Regions from separate parts of the Mus musculus genome. Here regions 1 and 2 are each linked to region 3. Evidence: chromatin loops called from intact Hi-C (ENCODE). Cell type or tissue: gastrocnemius. All regions are shown on one strand.

Region 1 (5,000 bases), 170 kb after region 3:
TGAGCAGTGATTCTCGGGGAAATATAAATCTAAATAAAAGAACCAAGCAGAAATTTAAGAAAAGACAAATAGAACACCTACAACGGAAGAATTATTTGAACAATCAGATTAAAGTCAAATGAGACAATGGTCAGTGAATTCAATGAGAGAGCCACATTATCCAGCGTTAAGAGCGGGGGGCGGGGGGGGGCAGATAAAATCAAATGCACAGACCCTTAGGCATCCGTGGGACACCAGTGTTCTGAGGCATGTGTGTTTATGACACAGGGAAAGAAGACAGTAAGAGTGGGAGAAGAAAAGAATCTAAATAGAAAAATCAAAATCACCCCAAATTTAGATTTTTAAAGACCCACCTACAATGGTAAGAAATGCAGCAAATCATTCATTATGAATACTAGCACCTCAAAGAAGATTTAGGTCTAAGTTCAGGAAAAACAAAGACAATAAAAGCAATTTAGAAATGGAAAAATCAAAGTTACTCATTGTATTCAGAGGAATGATTCTGATGATGTTCAATTTCTCTGACAGAACAAAGGGATAAGTGTGTGTGAGAGAGAGATTCTCAGATAAATGAAATAAGATAATCTGATGAGAAATAAAAGTGACATCGTAAAAATATCTTATTAACACCAAAGGAAAAAAGAAATGACTAGACAATAGAATGATAACAAATAGCAATGTGGCTGACTTAAAACCAGCCACATTAAACACTAGGAAACTAAACCATGCTAATTAAAAGACAGAGATTATCTGGACTGGATTCAGTAATGAACTAAAGAGTGTGAAGCAGAATTATGAGTTTGAGGTTAGCCTGTAGAACATAGCAAAATGAAGAGAGTCTACTTTATAATCAAGCCCTCTTGTCTATAAGAGACACATTTTGAACAGGAGTAGGGAAGTTGAAAGAAAGTGACATTAAGACACACCAAACAGAGAACCATGGGCTGGAGCTATTGTAGGACACTTGTGTAGCATGGAGAAAGCCCTGGCTTTGGTTCTCAGCACTGCACAAACCACTGTGGCAGAGGCAGGAGGATCAGAAGTTTGAAGTCATTCTCAGCTATGTAGCAAGTTGATGGCCAGCCTGGGATACACAGAAGCCTGTTTCAAAATATATATACATACCACCAAGCTAATGGTATACACAAAAACTAGTGAATCTATGTTAACACCAGAGAAGGTAGACTTTAAACTGGAGAGTGTTAATAATGATAAAGATGGAATAGTTCACAAAAGTGGAAGAATCATTTCAAAAGAAAGTCATGCAAATATTTGTGAGCTATTTGTATATATGCCTAGACCTTTCTCTCTCTCTCTCTTTTCATTTAGTATATACTGCTTATTATTCTGATTTTTAAAAGGATACTTCCAAAAGCATTATCTCAAAACACTACAGAACATTTTCATGTATCTATACCACATCACATACCCTTCTGGATCACGATTTTACAGTAAACCATCTTCCTACAGAAATCATTTTTATATCTACTGTGGTTTTCACTTGGGAAAATGATTCTTATATTTATTTGTCAAAGCCAATAATTATTCATGACTTTATTCTGTCTTACTAATCTTTACTTTGTAAACTTTAAACTATTTTAAACAAATACATAAACCCCTTGTCTAAGTCAGGGTTTCTATTCCTGCACAAACATCATGACCAAGAAGCAAATTGGGGAGGAAAGGGTTTATTCAGCTTATACTTCCATACTGCTGTTCATCACTGAAGGAAGTCAGGACTGGAACTCAGGCAGGTCAGGAAGCAGGAGCTGATGCAGAGGCCATGGAGGGATGTTCTTTATTGGCTGGCTTCCCCTGGCTTGCTCAGCCTGCTCTCTTATAGAACCAAGACTACCAGCCCAGAGATGGTCCCACCCACAAGGGGCCTTTCCCCCTTGATCACTAATTGAGAAAATGCCTTACAGTTGGATCTTGTGGAGGCATTTCCTCAACTGAAGCTCCTTTCTCTGTGATAACTCCAGCTTGTGTCAAGTTGACACAAAACTAGCCAGTACACCCCATATATATGGCTATGTATGTATGTATATGGAGTATTTTAATATACAGCTCCATCGTGTGATATTCAGACTATTAAACATCTCTGCCTTCTCTTGCCTCTCAGTTCCTTCACAGCAGCACCTTACTTCTAAATATTTCTCTGTGCTCAGGACCATGGAGAACATAGCTCAAGCCTCCTTCAACTTTCCAGCATCCATGTTCTGGATGACCTGGGACTAATGTCGGGACCAGAGGCATGGCTTTTGTATCTACTGCTCCCCCAGGAAGCTCAGTGGATGCTGTGCTTGGGTTCGGATCTATTTCATCAGTGTGAGTGGGTCTAGAAATTATCTTGGATATCAACAGAGAAGACACGGAGACACCCATGCCTGAGCATGTGAAAGCAAGGCTAGACAGGTAGAGAATCAGATTTCGAAATTGTGACTCCTTCCTCGGTATGTGGTATTTATTTTTATTTCATTTACTTCGTGTGTGGGATTTGAGTCTGTGCGTGTGTGTGTGCGTGTGTGTGTGTGTGTAGGTATGTGTGCTTGCCCACTCAAGTTGAGTGCAGATACCAAAGACTGATGTCAAGCTACCTCCTCAATCTCTTCTTCTCAATTTTATTGTTTGAGGCAAGGTTCCTCATTGAACCTGGAGCTTGTGTTTGCCCTAGGTCTCTGGCCATTGAGTCCCTAAGGACCCCCTGTCTCTGCCCTAGCATTGGAGTTACAGGTGCCATATGTTGTGACACCCAGATTTGTAAGTGGGTACTGGGGATCAAAACCTCTCAGTTCCTTGTGCTTACAGAGCAAGCACTTTACGGATTTAACAATCTTTCCTGTTGTCCACAGTGACTTTTAGGAGTTCCTAGTCACTAAATGGTCAACAGCACCCCTAGTGGTCAGTCCACACAATATAAGAAGACATGTTCTTATAAACACAATACATTTTTTGACACATCCTTATAAACACAATATTTTTTTCTTTTTCAAAAAGAAAGGGTTCTAGTCTTAGAAACTTAACCCTAACTGATACACATATAATCTCCTATCCATGCATGATGGCTGTTCTTAGTTGTCAAATTGACTACATCAAGAATTAATTAAAGCCCAAATGGCTGGGAACACCCGTAGATATTTTTTTCTTGATCTGAATTGGGAAGACCACTTTGAATGTGAACATTTGAGATGGGAAGATCCACCTTTTATGTGAACCAAGCATTCTGTTGGCAGCCTGTATAAAGGCGATGGAAGAAGGAAGCCTGCTATTTCCTGATTACTCTCGAGCTTGCTAACAAGTCCATTCCTTCACCGTCATTAGAGCCTATTTCTTTGGGATTCTGGCATATACTGAAGACCAGCTGAGAGATCCAGTCTAATGGACTGAGCAACTACTCCATTCTTGTACCTTCTGTTCATAGGCAGCTGTTGTTGGATTAGCTGGACCGCATCCTGTGAATCATCCTAATAAATTTCCCGTGTGTGTGTGTGTGTTTATTCTGTTAGTTCTGTTCCTCTAGAGAACTAAAATGAGCATTTACTAAAATGAGTTAGGGTGCACCTAGAACAAACACCCTTAACACCTTTTTAGTGTCACTCACACCCCCTCTGTCACTACGTTTGCACAGTGTCTCCCTCATTTCACATCACACCATGAGTCATCTTATTTTTCCTTCACACACACACACCCATTCTTGAGATTAAAGAATAGGACTTTGAGGTCTGTACGCTTGCATCCAGGCAAAGATACAATACTTTAAATATATTGGGGAATGTTTGTATTTAATAGATGGAAAACTGCCGGAGGAACGAATCAGCAAATCCTGACTGGCAGAATGACCCACGCATGCGCAAACAGCTACTTCCACATTCGGCAACCTTGAAATCTGACTGATGCCTGGAGACAAACAACAACAGAGTGCATGGCCAGAACAACTCGTCGGATGCTGCCAGCTTCAGGGAGTGAGATGTCATGGACCACTGGGGCACGAGCGGAGGATATAGAGGCACACCCCGATCCTGCAATAAACAAGTTCGCTACTGCTTTTCACCTGACTTCCAGAGTCTGTGTCATTGGTTGCGTGCCTTTTTACCCCCTACCCTCAAGGACCATCTCTAGGGGACAAAGACTAGGGCAACAGATGACTAAGTAAAATTCTTGGAAGAATACATTGTGTATGAGTGTGCACGTTCATGCATGCACGCATGTGTGTATTGTCTAACCTTCTTAAATAATCATCACTTTTATGAAATACTATGATATTGAAGATAACTACTGATAGAGAGATAGAAAACATGGCTCTTACATTTAGATGAAATTGGGGTATACACAGTGGTGTGGCTTTAAACTAGTCCTTATATTTAAATATCAACCTTTGTAATTGCAGATACTAAGTATACTGAAACTTTACTCTAAGTTGGTCATTTATGCCCGGAGACTTGGCATCAAAAATTCCCCTTTTGATCCTGAAACACACTTACAGGGCATCTATCTTCACAATTAAAAGAACTGGGGTTCATAGAAACTAAGTAACTATCCAATGCTACACAGCTAGTGAGTGGCTAGAGTGGATAATTAAGGCTCACTAAACATGTGTGCACATATGGTTTTCAGTCTTTCACATATGTGTATAAGTGGATGTATGTGTGTATGCATGTATTTTGACAAGGACTCACTGTGTAGCTCAGCTGGCCTCAAAGTCTCAGCCATTCCTCTGCCACTTGCAGAGTGGTATTATAGAACTGTGTTACTACACCTGCCTCCCAACCTCCTTTATGATAAGGTTCAAGCTGTATGACCTAGGTGATGAGCTCTGTGCTGTGATGTGTGTCACTGCTGGATGGAGACAGTGAAGACCTACTATGTTCTTTCACCTTTCTCCTTCTTGATGTGGGAAGACACATGTTGCAAAGAGTGTGGACTCTGCAATGAAGGGAGGGGGTCTCCCAGCTAGCATCTCGTGAGTGAAAGATAAACATTGGCTGTGTTAATCCGCTATA
Region 2 (5,000 bases), 230 kb after region 3:
GTGTGTGTGTGTGTAAGAGAGAGAGAGAACCATGAGAAGAAAGGAAGAAATCTTAAGTGTGAGGGAAGCCTCGCAGGGAGTGGCACTCATGTGACATGAAGGCAGGAGAGATTTGTGTGCGCTCAGGAAAAAGATGAATGAGGTTGAAGAGTAGGAAGTTCAGGGCAAGATGGGATACCTAAGAAGAAGTCTCATGACCTCGCATATCATAAAACACATCAATTCATAATTTAAATTTATCTTAAAGATGAGAAAAAGAAAAATATAAACTAAGGGCCCAGGATCTGATTTGATCAATAGAAGTGCTTGCCATGTGATCTGAGGGCACACACCTAAGCCTAGCACCATGGGCACACACCTAAGCCTGGCACTGACTAGAAGCTCTAGGTTCAGTGGGAAACTCTGTCTCAAAATAGAACAATAGAAGACACATGATATTGACCTCTGGTCTCCACTGTACACACACACACACAGAGACACAGAGAGAGAGAGACACACACAGAGACACATACAGAGAGAGAGAGAGAGAAAGAGAGAGAGAGAGAATAATAGAAATTAAGTCTATATAAATAAAATGGAAACTTCTTATCATCCAATAAGATAGTAGAGTTTATATGAGCAACAGTAAGGAACCAACAGAGATCTGAGGACAGAATAACAAGAAAGTCCAAGTTTGGAAGCCAGCCTGGTAGACATACCTGCTCTTCCAGATTCCAGGAAGACCATAGGAGAACAAGTGTAGTTCAAAGCCTGCCTGGACTGCTGAGAACATTCAAGGCCAGTGCAAAGACAGGTGAGACTTTGTCTCAGCATTTACAAAAGCAAAAGGAAGTCCAGAAATGTAGCTTGTCAGTTGAGTGTTTGCCCAGCGTACACAGGGCTTTCTACTGAAGCCTCAGCAATAAAAAAACTAACAACAAAAGAAATCCAAAGAGCAAGCTGCTTTGGGAAAATGGAGTTGTAATTAATCGTGCAAGAAATTGAAAGAAAAATGAAGAGAAGGGCGTAGAAAATATATTCACTGACATGTGATAGGTGAAGTCAGAGAGGACAAATCAGACCCCTGTGGCAAAGAATCCCAGGAAAGAACAAATTTAAAGAATGAGGACAGATGACTGGTGGTTTAAGACCTTCCTGTCTGAGGACATGGGTGGAGGAAACGTTAAACTGCAGACATAAGCACAGACAGAGACTCAATAACTTGTCCTCATAAAAATCTACCAGCACTTGGGAGGCAGAGGCAGGCGAACTTCTGAGTTTGAGGCCAGCCTGGTCTACAGAGTGAGTTCCAGGACAGTCAGGGCTACACAGAGAAACCCTGTCTCGAAAAAACAAAACAAAACAAAAAGATCTACCTGTTGCATTAGTTACTGTTTTCATACAGTGACAAAATACCTGGAATAAAGCATCTCAAAGGACAGAAACATTTTCCCTCAGAGTCTGAAGATACATTCTACTACAGTGTATAAGCCATATTTCTATTACTTAAACAAAACACCATGACCAAGGCAACTTATAAAATAAAGCATCTAGTTGTGCTTACAGTTTTGGAGGATTCGAGTCCATGATGGTGGAGCTTAGGCATAATAAACAATTGAGAACTCACATCTTGATCCACAAGCAAGAGGCAGAGAGAGATAATTGGGAATCACACAAGACTCTTGAAACCTCAAAGATTACCCCCAATGACACACCTCCTCCAAAGAGACCACACCTTCTAATCCTTCCCAAACAGTTCCACCAGCTAGGGACCAAACATTCAAACATATGAGCCTACGGAGACCACTCTCATTCAAACCACCACACTTGGCAAGGAAGTTGTGATGGCCAGAGCCGGAGGCATCTGCATTTGGGAAGCAGAGGTGGATGCTTGTGCTTGTCTAACTTTTTCCTTTTTTATCAGTACTCCAGCCCAGGGAATGGTGCCACCCATATTTAAGGTGGGTCTTCCCATCTCAGTTAACCTAATCTAGAAAATCCCACACAGGCATACACAGAGACTCATCTCCTTTGTGAATCCAGACCCTGCAGAGTTGAAACTAAGACTAACCATCATGTGTGTTGAAATCCTTAACAGCAAAATCTCTTCCTCCTCCTCCTCCTCCTCCTCCTCCTCCTCCTCCTCCTCCTCCTCCTTCTCCTCCTCCTCTCCCTCTCTATCTCTCTACCACTAAGATATACCCCCAGCCCTCACTGCAACAGCCTTAAAGGGCAGATCTCTTACTCAGTATATTCATGCCTAAAATCAATGAAACATCTCTTCCTAGACAAGAGGGTTAGAGATCCTATTCTCAGGGCTAACACTCCATACTTGGCTCGAACACAGAAGACTTCAGAGTTACAAAGGATATGACCCAGGACAGTCTGAAATCTACCCTAGACAGAAGCAGACACAAATAAACTCGGCATTTCCACACTATTCCTAGGCTCTATGTCTCAGAAACGTTTTGTCTCCTTCTCTATGACATTTACAGAGAAATTCCAAGAATGTTTAATAAGGCAGCCTTTGAAAGCAGCTCTCTTTATCTACACTGTCCACTTAGAAATAGCCAGTGGGGAATAATAGTTCAGCACTGGCCCTAACAGCACGGAATCATCATCTATGAGTTTAAGTGAGCTGGGGGACCCAGAGACAAAGGAAGAGGAATTTATGGGGTCTCATTAACAGTACTAAGAAGGTCTCTCCCTCCACATGGCTCCTGTCTGCAAGAATGGACTTTATATTAGCTTTTTCTTTTTTTAATATCGCTAGGCTCTAGAAAGTCAGAGAAATCTCCAAAGACACAACACTGCCCTAAATAAGTCTTTGAAAACAGAATAAGAAGCTTCAAACTCTAAGCAAAAGTGCCAGCTTGCTATTATTCTCCTCTGGAGGAGAATCTCCGGCTTAGGGTTTCCAAGTCCCACAGACAAAAGTCAAACAAATATGCACTCAAATTGATTCAACTCAAATTGAAGGATAAATTTACAGAAGAAAAGCTGATGTGAGTATGCCTTTAAAAATAACTGGAGGAGCTAGAGAAAGCACCCAAGGAGCTGAAGGGGTCTGTAACCCTATAGGTGGAACAACAATATGAACTAAACAGTATCCCCAGAGCTCGTGTCTCTAGCTGCATATGTAGCAGAAGATGGCATAGTTGGCTGTCACTGGGAAGCGAGGCCCCTTGGTATTGCAAACTTTATATGCCCCAGTACAGGGGGATGCCAGGGCCAAGAAGTGGGAGTGGGTGGGTAGGAGAGCAGGGCAGGGGGAGGGTATAGGGGACTTTCAGGATAGCATTTGAAATGTAAATGAAGAAAATATCTAATAAAAATTGAAAAAAAATAAAATAAAAATCACACACCTAGGCTCTGTATTGGTTACTTACCCCCTCAGTGTGAGAAAACACTTAAAGCAGCCTGAGAGAAGAAAGGTTTTCTTCTGTCCACAGTTACAGAGGGTGACAGTCTACCAAGGTGAGAGGAGGCTTGCATGCAGGAGCTTTGTGAGTTCAAGTCTGGTGTAGATAGATAGATAGATAGATAGATAGATAGATAGATAGATAGATAGATAGATAGATAGATAGGTAGATAGGTAGATAGGTAGATAGATAGATAGATAGATAGATAGATAGATAGATAGATAGATAGATAGATAGATAGATAGATAGATATAGAATGGTAAATAACTGCCAAGCTTTAAGGTAACATCTACTTCTAAGAACGAGGGGTTTTGTTCTCCATTGACTACAGTAAACTACCAGTCAACACCAGTGGCCACCAGCCTGACCCAGCCTCACACAGGGCACCTCACATAAGCAAGAACAGCAAGGGTCCCCCGAGATCTCTTATGGCCAGAGGAAAGAAAGAAGCCACCAGTCTAGGGGGACTCACCACATGCCAAGGGAGGAGGTGTAAGAGAACATGCTGAGCAGAGAGTGGAGCTCAGAAAAGGAAGGGGTGACCTAAAAGGATGAGTTCACAATGGTAAGTGCTCCACAAATAAAATATATCTCTGTTGGTGGGATACCCCAGAAGTTCCAAAACCCATAAATAGAAAGCTCTGTGGGACCCGTTACATGAGAGCTGGTGGCATAGAGGTGCCACTGTGGGACACCCGACATGGGAGCTGGTCTTTCCTCTTGCTCCTGCCTTCCTGGGAACTTCCTTGTGAAGGTTGGAAGTAATATTTTTCCTTGAAAGCCATCCTGTCATTATTTTGGGGTCCTGTCCTCCCAACATCAATGCCTCTGGAGCTTGATCAAGCCAGAGATGTGCATCAGAAGCCTGCCCAGTTGTTGGGTCCACGGATTACTCTGTTATGATTGACAACTCATTAGAAACTTAGGCTGTATCACCAACTAAAATGAGAAAGGTGTTCAAATGCAATTTCATCCTGCCTGAGAAGACATAGGTGTTCTGTAACCCATCAGGACACTGACCTATAATCTATCTACAACCTCACACAGAGCCTTGTACAATAGTTGAATAATCCCATCTTCCCTCCCTGTGGCAAAACAAACAAACAAAAAACTTGACCTGACTTTCTTCCCCACCCCCAATCCTTTTTAGAGAAAAAGTATAACTTTATCAACTCATCCTTCTGTTTCCTCATAAACAGCAGAGCAAATTAAGCATAAGTCTGGTTGGCAGTGGCTCTCTTGACTCACACTTGACCCCACAGGGTCCTGTGAGCCGTAGCTAGGAATGTCTGATGCTGGTGACAGCAGAAAACACTAGTTTTTAGCAGAGAAACTTTGAGCCTACAGTCTCAGCAGACTCTTCAGGATCCCTAAAGAAAATAGTCCTGTCTCTGGGATGGTGTCTTACTCAGTGCCAGGTGTTGTGTCTACGTGGTCCCTGGGGACCTGCACGCTGGGCTCTGCTCAGTCTGCATCTGGTGCTGTGTTCAGGTCTCACCATTTCCATCCGGGTAGCTAGATGTAAGGGAGAAGGGTGTCATGTCTGTTTAGCAGTTTGAAAATGTGTCATCAAGTCTGATTTACTTCTATGAGAAAATC
Region 3 (5,000 bases):
AGGCAAACATTAAAGAACAGGGGTGCTCCCAGTCTGAAGGCCTGAAACCATCTATGCGTTTACAGTAGACACTCAGGGAGGGCTAGGGATCATCTCTATTTTCTTCTTTAAAGCTAAAGAGCTTTTTAATGAATCTGCAAGGCCAAAGTCATTCTCAAAGTGATATGAGTTCAGTCCCAGCCTCTTTCCTGGGTTGATGTTCACATGAGTGAACAAAAGCTTACTGGGTAATAAATGGTATCTGACAGGGTCCACCGCTTGGAGCCTGAAAATACTAAGAGTTTAACCCCAGGGATAAGCACCTGCGGGACTCCCAGTCAGCACTCGAATGACTTGCTTTATAAGAAGAATGCGGTATTTACTCTAAAAAAAAAAAATCTACAGACAAACTATAGTTGCCTACTTGGATAACTCTCACAATTTTTTTCCCTCCAGAAATGAGCAAACTGAGCCTGATATCTCTCGTTAAGTAACTGCACAAATTTCTTGTCAGTGATGCAACTTGAATTTCTTTCTTTAAAAAAAAAAAAAAATCAAAGAGGCCGGGAGGTGGTGGCGCACACCTTTAGTCCCAGCACTCGGGAGGCAGAGGCAGGAGGATTTCTGAGTTCAAAGCCAGCCTGGTCTACAAAGTGAGTTCCAGGACAGCCTGGGCTATACAGAGAAACCTTGTCTCAAAAAACAAAAAACAAAGCAAAACAAAACAAAAAAAAAAAAAAAAAAACAAAAACAAACAAAATCTAGTGAGGAATTTCAATTTTTAAAAAAAGACTTTATTTATTTATTTTATGTTTATGGGTACACTGTAGCTGTACTGATGGTTGTGAGCCATCGGTGGTTTCTGGGAATGAAGGTTGCTCACTCCAGTCAGTCTGGCTCATTCCAGTCGACCCTGCTCTCTCTGGCCTAAAGATTTCATTTATTATTATATGTAACTACACTGTAGCTGTCTTCAGACAGCACCAGAAGAGGGCATCAGATCTCATTACAGATGGTTGTGAGCCACCATGTGGTTGCTGGGATTTGAACTCAGGACCTTTGGAGGAGCAGTCAGTGCTCTTAACCCCTGAGCCATCTCTCCAGCCTGCAACTTGAGTTTCATAAGTTAAAACTTGAATGCAGCTAAGCTGTCTCTCCCCTGGTAGGCTTGAAATACTTCTCTGTATTAGAAACCTTTTTTATGGCCATGGTGATAGGAATGAACGTGGTTTTGATAGCAATATGAATGAAGATGTGCCTTTAAAATGTCACACGATGAGACATGGTGAATTCAAATAGCGACTACACAAAGTATTACACAGGGATCCGACATGGTGGCATGCATCTGCAATACATCTGCAATGGCTCCTGGAGCAAGATGGGAGGTGGAGATGGGAGAATCACTGCAAATTACGCACAGTTGTGAATCAGGTGCGTGGGGATGCACAGTACAGCAACAGAAGCAAGAGAGACTCCGCCCCAATAAGGTAGAACATGAGAACGGACTTCCAAAGACCATCTCTGGCCTCCGTGTGCAAGTGTGCATTCATATGTGCACATGCAGGGCACATGTGAGAGTACACAGCATCCATGCATATACACACACGCATACATATGTGGGCGCACATACGCATGCATACACACAACCAAACTTTTCACAGGGCCTTATACATGCTAGACACACTGCTCCTGAGCTCCACCCCCCATTATAAACAAATTAATTTTAAATTACCATAATTCCTACTATAGTAGGGAAAGATAGATGACAGACATCCCGTTCAAGTATAACTTTTATGGGAACCTTGCAAGTTTAAAGGTAGAAAGGAATCCAGAGGCCACAGAGTGTTATAGCTCCTGGCATACACAGCTGAATGGAAGTTAGAAGTGCAGATGCCAGGGTCAGAGTCTTAACACCATCACGGCCTCTCTGCTGGCCTTCAGCAGTCCATCTGAGTTTGTGGGTAGATGTGGTCAGTGAGACCCTTTCATCTTTAGAAGCCCTGGGAAACTTTCCTATGACCCAGGCGGCCCCAGCTCTCTGGTGTGTCTCTCTTCATTTCTGTCTTTGCAAGCAGGTTGGACCCCTTTGGCTTCAGTTTGTGTTTCGGAGCCTAGCAGGCAGATGACCCATATCACTCATTTGTATGAGCATAGAAAACATTATTGTAAAATTAGGGGGTGTAGTGGGATTGCAGGATGGCAATTCATGTCCCTAAAATGCCATCACTAGAAGCCACTCCATGTCCCCAACCCACCCTCTCGACATGTAAGTCACAGTGGCCTACTATCCCTTGTCTATGGGACGGACATGGATGTGGGCTGCATCCTTTCCCTCTGTTTGCTGTGAGGAATGACCACACACCTTTGGCTTAAAGCAGCAGGAATGATGCTATTGGTAAGATGGTATTGGAGGTCAGGATTCCAGATTGGGTCTCCTGGGGCTAAAATCCAGGGCTGTGTCCCTCGGGCGACTTTGGACACTATCAGGTTTCTTTTACTTCCAGCTCCAGAGTTCTCACCTTTCTTGGCTCTGGGGACTTAGGAGGAGATCTTTGGGTACCACGACTACTCTGCCAACCTCAAGGGGTGTGAATAAGAAACCTGGGCACAAACATTTCCAGAGTTGCTCCCGGAGGTTGATTGGGGAAAGGACCTCTGTTTACTTATGGAATTTCTCCGTTGTAACTAAACTTCAGCCGTCAGGAGCTTTTGTTTTAATTAGAAAACACGGGGGTAGGTGTTTAAAACTATAAAGATGAAAGCGAGAAGGGAACAGGCCTGCCTGCTGTGTAGTTAGTTATTTGTGAACGCACAGAATCCATCTGTTAAAATACAGAGCAAACTGGAAACTTGGGGAGAGCAGGGAATTGGGGGAAAGGGGACAACTGTGGTTTTTGTTGCCCTCACATCTTCCCCAGCCTTAATAAATGAGCATTTGCGTATTTGGAACCATTGGGTAATCGCACAAACCAGAATACCTTTTCTTCCTTTCCCTTTAAATCTTGGAATCTTCCTTTCTGGATCTAGCTCTCGGCAGCACTTGCGTTCTGTGGTCCATAGAGGGCGCCCCTGGCCTTTCGGAGGCGGGCCGTCATCCTTGGGCTTCTTTAAAATTTAAAATTTTCTTTAGCTTGCCATTCGTTGGATCTGCCTGCACACCGGGAAGGACATGGTCGACATTACCGCACATTAACAATTAAGTGTTAATAAATACGGGGTTTGCAACTTAAGTCTAGCTGGGGTTTGCAACTTTTTAGCTGTTGGGGCACCTTTGTAGGCCGGGCCAAAGTTGAAACAGTTGGACCATGGGGGAGAATTAAGAAAACATGGAGTGGGGGTCATAGTCTTGGTAACGCCCCTCTCTCCCAGCTCCCTCTCCCAGCCTCAAGCTTTACTTTCGTGACTAGGGTAATATTGCAAATTATTTTAATTATAATAGTCAGAGTCTATCGTAACTTACTGTTAAGTGTAGCAACTTAATTGCAGAGCTGTAAATGTTGATTAAAAACAGACAGCAGTGTAGTTTTCTGCGGTGGCATTAACATACTCAACAAAACACAAGCTGCGGATGTGAATCTCACCCTTGCCCTGTAGGTAGACTTTTAAAAAATGTTCTCTTCCTAACTGGCTCTTCCTGTTCTCATGCTTGGTTTCCATAGTCACCATGTGAACTTGGTGATACCCTCCTGTTCTTCCTGGGGGAACCAGGCGTAAAGCTGTTAAACTGTTCTCCCACTGATGTAGTCTAGTATATACTTGTCCTAGGATTTGGACTCAAATCTTCGAAATCCTACAATCCTCCCCTGCAGGCTACCTGGGGTTACATGTCTGGGAATTAACTGTGCTAACCAGATTTTCTTCCCTAGGCTATGTGTAAATGTCAGTACCAACATTTCTGCCCTGCTCTGAGGGTTGGTTCGTTTTAACTGTCAACTACACACAGCATAGCATCACCCGGAAAGAGTCTTATTTGGGATTATTTAGATTGGATTGGCCTGTGGGCAGGTCTGTTGGAGATCGCCCGTGTTAACTGATGTAGGAAGACCCGGCCCACTGTGAGCGGAAGTAGGCATTACAAGACAGGACAAAGCTCTGCTGCTGGGAGCAAGCCAACAAGCAAGCGCTCATGCATTCGTTTCTTCCTACTCTTGCCTGTGGATGTGATGTCTCCTCTAAATTCCTGTTGCCTCAACTTCTCTACATGACAGTCTGTAAACCGGAACTGTAAGCTGACGAAATGAATGGAGAGCAGCACCTTTTCTGGGTCTCTCCTGTGGTTAGCTGCCAAGGAATGGTTCCACCACACCGTGGGACGCTCAACTTCAGGGAAACAGGGCTTCCCATAAGCTGAAGTTGGTGTGAACCTAGTCCCTATTACAAAACGGCCCAGAGGATGTTAGGGTAAAGTGGCGACGTCGGGGCGCTTTGGCCAAGGTGTGTGCCACTTAGAAATTATGTCGCACATCGGTCTAGGGCAAGATGTTTATTGAGAGAGGAGGAAATCGAAAGGCCATCTCTGAGTGGGGACATGAGAAATAGACAGACAGGCAGACAAACAGAAGCAAAAGAATGAACGAGAGAGACAGAGAGAGAGAGAGCCCGATCTTGAGTGACCAGAACTTTTTATGAACTGCCCCTGGTGTATCTGGCCATCTAGGAGATGACCTAAGATGCTGCTGCTAGGTCCCCGAGGGCAGGCCAATGGGAATGCCTGATTTCCAACAAGGGGCGTGGTTATAACAAGGTCCTGCCTGTAATTGGTCTTGTTAAACTTGTCCCATCCCCATTGGAGACCTGTGCTTGTGTGTCTAATCCCATCCTTAACCGGTTCATGGTTTACCTCCACAGGCTCATAGCCAGCACACACATGCTCCCGACCTGTAAAAACTTTGAAAGTGTGTTCTTGATTTCAGCCAGGTCTGGGTTTGATCACTGTCCCTTTATCCGGCTGTGTAAGAGTTCTCTAAGCTCTCTCATGGTCAGTTCGAGGAATACCAGGGTGGAAAACACATTTAAATTTA

Evidence for each region. A loop is a pair of places that touch in the nucleus more often than their neighbours do. Peaks named below come from ENCODE experiments on the same cell type or tissue, not always from the same donor. Only the 100,000 strongest peaks of a DNase experiment are listed, where the experiment ranks them.
Region 1: a loop joins it to region 3, with 2.3 times the contacts of the local background. A loop is called at or near these places in 5 of 42 quality-filtered maps.
Region 2: a loop joins it to region 3, with 5 times the contacts of the local background. A loop is called at or near these places in 15 of 42 quality-filtered maps.

What each region holds. Positions count from the first base shown.
Region 1 is chr17:7,654,590-7,659,589 of GRCm38, reverse strand. No RefSeq gene overlaps it. Among named protein-coding and RNA genes, the nearest start is that of Gm33158, 19 kb to the right of the region's middle. In gastrocnemius, a CTCF peak has its summit at 2,889; no DNase peak of the experiment used is centred here; H3K4me3 peaks cover 452 bases.
Region 2 is chr17:7,592,525-7,597,524 of GRCm38, reverse strand. No RefSeq gene overlaps it. Among named protein-coding and RNA genes, the nearest start is that of Gm33086, 19 kb to the right of the region's middle. In gastrocnemius, no CTCF peak of the experiment used is centred here; no DNase peak of the experiment used is centred here; H3K27ac peaks cover 499 bases.
Region 3 is chr17:7,820,047-7,825,046 of GRCm38, reverse strand. The region is part of intron 1 of Fndc1 (fibronectin type III domain containing 1); the gene reads left to right. Among named protein-coding and RNA genes, the nearest start is that of Fndc1, 4.8 kb to the left of the region's middle. In gastrocnemius, a CTCF peak has its summit at 3,027; a DNase peak (open chromatin) is centred at 3,040; H3K4me3 peaks cover 1,323 bases; H3K27ac peaks cover 1,115 bases.